Linked DNA regions of Homo sapiens: region 2 is linked to region 1. Evidence: chromatin contacts called from ENCODE Hi-C or POLR2A ChIA-PET data. All regions are on one chromosome and are shown on one strand. Each heading gives the region's core, a stretch centred on a gene start or an enhancer-like site at or near the end of the contact. The rest is flanking DNA. Distances are from core to core; before and after follow the strand shown. Region 1 holds the start of NINJ1 (ninjurin 1). Region 2 holds the start of TBC1D2 (TBC1 domain family member 2).

Region 1 (3,731 bases), core at 243-2,742:
GCTTGAGATGCACCCATCTCAGGAGGCACAGCCTATCCTGCCGCCCGCAGAAGTGAGCAGAGACTGCTCTGAGTGGAGGGCATTGCCCGGGCAAGGTCAGGGTTGGGGGAGGAGCAGTATCCCTTCCTTTCCAAGGCGCTTCCAAGCCACTGACCTGTTTATTACCTGACTTGCTTTCCCCACTTCCCTGAAGGCAGGAGAGACCCTTTGTTCTCTCTTTATAAGACCATGTCTAAAAGGCCCAGCGAGGTGTGGCAACTTCCCAAGGACACACAGCCGGAGGAGCCCCCTGCCTATTGCTCCAAAGTGCTCACACACTGGGGCAGGGCCAGGTCGCTGGGGTCCCGCACACCGGTCAAGTCCTGCAGTGCGACAGCTCCTCTCTAACCTAGGAACAAGTGTCCATGCAGCCCCAGGGCCATCCTATCCCGTGGCTCATGGGGCCCCGCCTCCCCGAACATGTCCTGTCCCCACAGCACCGGCCTAGGACTGTTCACCAGCGAGTGGGCAGAGTGTCTTTGCCCCAGTCTGGTCCACGCCATGGAGAGGCCTGGAAAAACCCAACAGGCTGCTGTTCCCTGCCCCCATCCCTGAGGGGGTTAGAAAAGGAAAGAATGTTCAAAGTAAACAAGTCACCAGAGGGCCATGCCAGGACCTTGCAACAAACACAAGGTGCTCAGTAAGTGCTGAGTCCTGGGATGAAGAATTCTGAAGCGGGACCACTACCAGGGCCTGCCCCCTGCCCACAGCCCTCCCAGGCCGGGCAGGGCAAGTTCTGGAGGGCCGGTGGCGGCATACACTGAAGGCTGTGTGACGTTTCTATTTCTCAAGGCAGGTGAGTGGAATAGGGACCACAGCGGGCCCCAAGTTCCCCCATCAAGGCACGCATCAGATTGTGTGGTCAGCGTGGGGTGACGTAACTGTCTGCATGCAGCTGGTCTGGAGCCCGGAGGCTGTGACTCCCCTCCGCCCGCCTCCGGGCAAAGTGCGCGGAGGAGCCGGCACGGCGAGGCTGAAGTTAGAGAGGCCCGCGCGAGAGTGGGGGGGAGGTCGGGAAAGCCGGGCGCCGGCAGTCCTTAGCCCGAGGAGCTGCGCCGAGGCCCCCTCCGCCGTGCAGCCAAGCGCGGGCGCTGCTTAGTGGGGCTGGGGACGCCAGCCCGCCCTGCGCCCCCACGCCCCCTCGTCCCGCCCACTTGCCGGGGGTGGCTGGAGCTCCCGGGGGCATCGTTCTGACCCTGATGGGGCGGGAAGGACTTGGCCTAGAGCGGGACGTCCCCCAACACTCTGCAGTGCGGACGCGGCGCACACAGGTGCCCGGGGAGCCGCGGCGCCCCGAAAGGACAGGGCCTGGCAAGATCATGCAGCGGTGGGGGGAAGGTCTTACCGAGGCGTCCGGGGAGCCGGGTGTGCCCGGAGGCAGGCCGCCGTTGAGCTCGTACTCCTCGGTTCCCGAGTCCATGGTGCGGCCGCCCAGGCCGCCAGGATCCGGGCCTGAGCGCGCCCGAGCCTCAGCCGCAGGCTCCAGCTGCGCGCCCGCCCCCGGCCCGCCCCCGGCCCGCCCGGCGGCGAGCTGCTGCCCCAGACTCCGCCTCCACCCGGGGCGGGCCCGGGGCCTGGAGGCTGTACGCTGAGAGCGCGCAGTTTGGGGCGACCCCAACCCCTCGGGCCTGAGACGGTCCCGCGGGGCCCCACAAGGGAGGGGGCGCGACGCCGATGGCCCCAGAGGACCCTGCGCTGCGTCTTGCTCTGAACCTCCGTCGCGGACACTTTTAATCCACAAAATGAGGCCAAGAACGACCTTTCCCTGGCCACCAGGCAAACTGCATGAAAGCGAGCGGGCGTTGCCGCTGGCGCCCACGCTGGGTTTTTCCCAGGCGGGGTTCGCCCTGGGAACCGCAGATCGCTCCAGCACAGCGCCTGCTGCGCCCCTAGTAACAGCGTCAGAGAGTCCGGGGTTCCCCTGATTGCGGGCCACGCTGACACAGGGCTTCCCACTCCCTGACCTTAGGTTTTCCTGCCTGGGAAATGGGGGTTATGAGGGCACAGACTGCTGGAGGGGCTGGGGGAGGCACAAAGGGGATGAACGTGCGCTGACTCATGGGCCCATCTGTGCCACCTGTGGCAGGGGGTGGGCTGGGGGCAGCACAGTGCCCAGAGCCCTGGCCAGATGCTAGGCGGGCCCCCACCTGTTGTATGATTGAAGTGGTTGTTTGGTCTCTGTTTCTCCATATGTTCATTCCTCAGCACTTTGCCCATCTGGGGGCCTGGGGGTCGAGAGCATGTGGCGGCCACCCTGGGAGGCCAGGGGAGTTCATCCTGACCACAGCATAGTCAGCTTGCGGCAGTATGGCCACTCTATTTCCAGAAGGGCAGTGGAAGGAAGGCCAGCTCAGACCCCAGGCTCTGTCCAGTCAGGCTGCCACCGGGACAGGAGGTAGGAGTGAGTGGGCATGGGCAGGGCAGCAGGATTGCGCTTGCCCTGATCCTCCAAACGGGGTCATCCCATGAAGGAGGAGCTGTCGTGGGCCCACTTCACAGCAGAGAAACTGAGGCTCAGGCTGTCACTGCCCCAGCTCTGCCTCAGAGGGGATCTGCAGGACAGGGTCTGGCACGGTGGCCCACGACGGGGATGGTTGCTGTTGTCCTCGCATAATCAGGGCACTGTTGGCACACCTGAGTGTTCACCAGCAGCTGGAAATCCAGCACCATTCACACAAAAAACTCTCTCACAGTATGGGACAAATCCCTATTCTGGGGGATAGTGCCTGCCCACGAGGGCTCAATTCCTGGAGGGGCAGGAGGTGTGGGACCACAGAGAAAATACGTCACACCCAGAAAGGGCCCTGGGAGCTGCAGGGGAGCCCTGAGACCTTGGAAGGCCAAGGGCGTGTAGAGAGGCCCCGAAGTAGGAGGGCTTGGCAGGTGGAGACCCCGTCCTGAGAGTATTCTTTCCTTTGTGCCATGTGGGAGCTCCTGCAGTGTGGTTCATCATTCCCATCCTTTTTTTTTTTTTTTTTTGAGATGGAGTCTTGCTCTGTCGCCCATGCTAGAGTGTAGTGGTGCGATCTTGGCTCACTGCAAGCTCCACCTCCCGGGTTCACACCGTTCTCCTGCCTCAGCCTCCTGAGTAGCTGGGACTACAGGTGTGCGCCACCACGCCCGGCTAATTTTTGTATTTTTGGTAGAGACAGAATTTCACCATGTTGGCCAGATCACCTCCTGACCTCAGGTGATCTGCCCGCCTCAGCCTCCTAAAGTGCTAGGATTACAGGCATGAGCCACTGCGCCTGGCCCCATTCCCACCTTCTAAGAGGAAGCCGGGAGGGTCGCAGCACCAGTGACAGTTGGGACATCAGCCTCGGGGTTTGTAAACCTGCTCTGTGCTGGCCGTCTGAGACCCTCTCCCAGCCTCAGTTTCCTCAGCTCCTGGGGCTGCTGGCAGGACGTGTGGGTGTCAGGGCTCAGGCAGGCTGCAGCGCTGGAGTTCCCTCGTCTGCTCCGTCATCCTCATTTGAGTATGTAGTGTCTGTTTTCCCCACTGTGCTCAATGCTGTTTACCCAACTGTTCTCTGCTGGATCCAACCCAGGACAAGTCTTAAAGGCACAGTGTACCCCGTGTCACCTCCATCTACCTTTTTTTTTTCTTTTTTTTGAGATGGAGTCTCGTTCTATTGCTCAGGCTGGAGTGCAGTGGCGCGATTTTGGCTCACTGCAAGCTCCGCCTCCCAGGT
Region 2 (3,913 bases), core at 1,090-3,589, 5.1 Mb after region 1:
TGACATCTCCCTCATTCTATTTCCCTACTATCCCGAGACACCTCCATTGTCCCCTTCCCCACAGCCACAGCTCTAGTTCAGCTGTCACTCTCTTCTGATCACCTTCTGATGGGCTCCCTGAGTACCAGCCTTGCCCTTCCCCTAGTTTCTTCTCTATCCAATAGTCAGACTGAGCTTTTGCTACTTGGCCTAATTTGCCAATTCCCCACCCTCGGGCCTCTGCTCTTCAACTCCATCCTTTGGGCCCCTCTGTTTTTCTGGCTCATGTGATTTGCCTGGACACTCAGGGCTGTATCATGGTTTCCTAATTTGCTCACGGTGCTCTCTTGGCCTGGAATACCTTTCTCCCTCTTGTCTGCTTGCCACCTATTTCTTCTTTCAAGCCTTGGGTGTGTCCCTCCTCCAGATGCCTTTCTGGCTAGCCCCTTCCACTTGGTGGAACTGACTCCTCCTGTCACCACACCTTCTTGCACAGACTTATCACATGTCTCTACAGAACATTTCAGGGTGCATGCAGGTTCTCCCTCAGTCTCTCCCACCAGACTTTAAGCTGTCAGAGAACCAGGGGTGGGGGTGCATTAGCTCCACACCCCGCCAAGCGCAGAGCCAGGAACAATGGAATACTATTATAAAGACCATGTGTTGAAGACCCTGCATACAGCAGTCAACCTGTGGAAGAGACACATAGACCCGGGAACCACATGACCTCGAAAATGCCTTCCCTGGCCAGGGATTCCTGAGTTTCATTATTTTAACCAAGTCCCCCAGCCTGGTCACCCGCCAAGTCCAGTCAGTAAAGGAGAACTGAACACGTGGGCATCCACAGATACCCACTTAGCTGGAGTTGGGGTTGGAGGGGTGGACAGATGGGGATGGGGTGGGGAAGGCTATCTCCTGGCACATTCTTCTCTGATGCCCATAGAACACTTAGCCCAGATCTGTCTTTCCAATTAAGTTATGGGACACCTCCTCTTGACATTAGCACTCTGACCTTGGTTCCATCACCTTGTGTGTGCATGTGTGCTTATGCAACAAAAAATTATTAAGTACTCCACTAGGTACCAGGCTGTATTCTAGGTGATGCAATTAATTCAACAATTTGTACATGCCTGTGATGTGTCAAATGCTTACAAACCACCTAGGTTCTGAGAGGTTAAGTAACTTGTCCAGGGTCACACAGCTAGTAAGTAGCAAATGTACAATTTGAATCCAAGCCCGTCTGATTTCAAAGAATGTGGCCTTTCTACTGCTTTAGGCTTTCTCAGTTACACATGATGATAAAACCTACCCCTTGCTGCTGATAGGAAAACAGGTTTAAGCATGCCTAGATGAACAATCTAGGCTGATCAGTGAAACCTAAGTGTTTATTTTCCTAATCCCTGCCAGTCTCTTCTCAGCATTCACTGACCTTGGCCAAAATATCAAGAAACGGGAATCAGAATCCTGGCCTTGAGAGAGGATTGCAAAGACCATATTTTGACTTACTTAGGTCCCAGGTAAGAAAGTTAAGGTAACTGCACTGTCAGGCACACCCAAAAGTAAAAGTTTTGATTCAGCACTGAGAGGTAGAAAGACTATGGGATTCCAAGCTACCCTACTCTCTAGACGCATGGACCTCGAGCCAGTCCTTTCATCTCCCTCTGACTCAGTTTCTTGATCCGTAAAATGGGTCTGTCTTCCCTGCCTTGTGGGAACCCAATGAGGAAATGGGTGGGAATGCACTTTGCAAAGCACAAAGTTCTTGGAACTGTCGTCACCGACACTCCAAATTTACTGTGTCCACCTCACACTCGCGCCCAGCCTTGCCCTGCGAAAAGGGGACCTCACGCCGCTGGAAAGGAGAAAGTCGTTGCAGGAATTTACCTTCAGGGTAATAACCCGGCTGGGAGTCTTGATTTCGAAGATCCCCTCCTCAGCGTCCGCCTTACAGTCAAACACTGCACTGGAGAGGTCGATGCTGTCCAAGGGATTGGCATCCTGAGCGGTCCGCGAGTAATACAGCTGACATTTCCTTTCGTCGTAGAAGAACCAGCGGGATTTCCAGCCCCGGATGGGCCCTTTGCCGCCGAACTTACTTAAATACCCACAGAGTTTCTTGGGGACCGCCTCCAGGGACCGGGCGCAGTCCCCCGATTCTTCCTCCGGAGGCGGCACCTGTGGATCCCTGGCAGACTCTTCGGACCCAGGGGCAGAGGAGCTGGACTCCGGGGCGTTCTCCCCAGCGCCCTCCATCGCTGCCAGCCGGAGACTGCGGAGGGACGAGGGGTCCGCGGGACCACCAGGGACAAATCTCGGAGACTCGGCGGGCAGCTTCCCAAAGGGAGACACCTGGGCGGGGGCGGGGCCGACGGCGAACCCGCCCCCAGGAAGCCACAGAGTCGGGACCGGGTGCGGTGCGCGCGCCTCAAAGATCGCAAACCCAGGTTACGGCGGCTGGCCACGCCCCTCCACCGCCAGGCCACGCCCCCGCAGCGCTCAGTCGGCTCCCTGCAAAGCCCAGCTGCTTCCGGCTTTTTCTCCGCGCCAGTCAGCCATCTTTACTGAGGGCAGCCGTGCTCCCTGGCTTCAGGTTAAAGGCGTGGTGGCACTGAGTTAGGTTAACCGCGGGCAGAGAAGCCTGTCCCTAGCTACACTTCCCTGGTAGTTCGCATAGTCACCTAGAAAGATAGTGCTTTCTTGCACCCGATGGGCTGCTTGTTCCCTCCCTGTGCCGCGCGGGGCACCCTCGGACGGCGCATCTCGCGGCCATTGGCTGAAAGGAAGACCGCTGGGAGGCCCATCTTCCGGCGTCGCCCGGGCAGCGCGGCTCCGGAGCTGTCTGCCACTCTTCTCCTGGTGTTCCTTCAGCCCCGTCAGTGACGCCGCGGACGGCCTTCTTATCCCTCGCCTGACAGCAGTGGCCTCCCCAGCTCTCTGTCCTGGCTCCTATTCGCCTCCTGACAGCGCTGGTTGTGTTGCTTGGGGCGCCCAGGCGCGGCCGCTGCGCTGCGGAAACCCATGCCACTCCTGGGTCATAGTTGGGTGCAGTACATTTATTTTTATTTTGTTATTGCTATTATTATTTTTAGAGACGGTCTGGCTCTGTCACCCAGGCTGGAGTGCAGTGGCGCGATCAGAGCTCACTGCAGTCTCCGCCTCCCGGTCTCAAGCCATCCTCCCGCCTCAGTCTCCCGAGTAGCTGAGACCGCAACTGCGCACCACCACACCCGGCTAATTTTTAAATTGTTTTTTGCAGAGAGGGGGGTCTTGAACTCCTGGCCTCAAGCGATTCTCCTGCCTCGGCCTCCTAAAGTGCTGGAATTACAGGCGAGAGCCACCGCGCCAGGCTGTTTTGTAAATAAGTAAAAGAATTTAGGGTTTGACTAACTTGCTCAACTTCTGCCTCATTTTACCTGTTTCCCCTTAAACTTCTCCCCTTCCCTCCTAAGGCGCATTTCTCCATTAGGGTTGCGGAGCCCAATTGCGTCCAGCTTTCTTTAGGAGCTTCTTTCTGCCTTTCTCTTGCCCTTTGTTCAGCCTTTCCTCTTACTTCATCGTCTCCCCCTCAGCCGTCGTTAACGAGACCCTCATGCACACTCAGTGATATTGACAAGAAGCAGGGTGGGGGTAAAGGCGAGGGCTCTAGAGTCTATTTGCATAATTTTCAGATTCCCACTCTGCAATACTGAGTGATTTGCTCAACCTAAAAATGGAGATAACACTTCTTCCTACCCACCCCCGACCCGCCGCCAGACAACTTTACGGTGAAGCTAATGAAATTTATGTTCACTTGCATGGGTCGCTGGGATTTGTAGTCTAACAGGTGGGGAGTTGCAACCAGGGAGCATTTCTCCTAAATGCCAGAGAGCTCTTCATTTGTTATAATTTACAATTTATTTTCTCATTCTAAATAACCATCGTCATACCTAATTTT

The links. A loop is a pair of places that touch in the nucleus more often than their neighbours do. ChIA-PET counts read pairs that join two places held with the same protein, here RNA polymerase II (POLR2A). Pooled maps may share reads with other maps.
Region 2: a map of ascending aorta shows a loop between it and region 1 (6-fold over the local background). The contact joins the promoter of TBC1D2 here to the promoter of NINJ1 in region 1. A Hi-C loop is called at or near these places in 1 of 168 maps with a recorded cell type or tissue (ascending aorta) and 2 of 50 pooled maps. POLR2A ChIA-PET finds 5 or more read pairs at or near these places in 1 of 52 experiments (activated B cell).

What each region holds. Positions count from the first base shown.
Region 1 is chr9:93,132,759-93,136,489 of GRCh38, forward strand. NINJ1 (ninjurin 1) reads right to left here and starts at 1,493. Exons shown (of 4, transcript NM_004148.4): 1 at 1,385-1,493. The coding sequence starts at 1,459. LOC124902212 (a long non-coding RNA gene) reads left to right here and starts at 254. Exons shown (of 3, transcript XR_007061665.1): 1 at 254-835. RefSeq lists enhancers at 698-747, 2,207-2,803 and silencers at 1,038-1,287, 1,458-1,687, 2,188-2,237.
Region 2 is chr9:98,253,310-98,257,222 of GRCh38, forward strand. TBC1D2 (TBC1 domain family member 2) reads right to left here and starts at 2,340. Exons shown (of 13, transcript NM_001267571.2): 1 at 1,864-2,340. The coding sequence starts at 2,232. RefSeq lists a silencer at 2,355-2,404 and an enhancer at 2,575-3,064.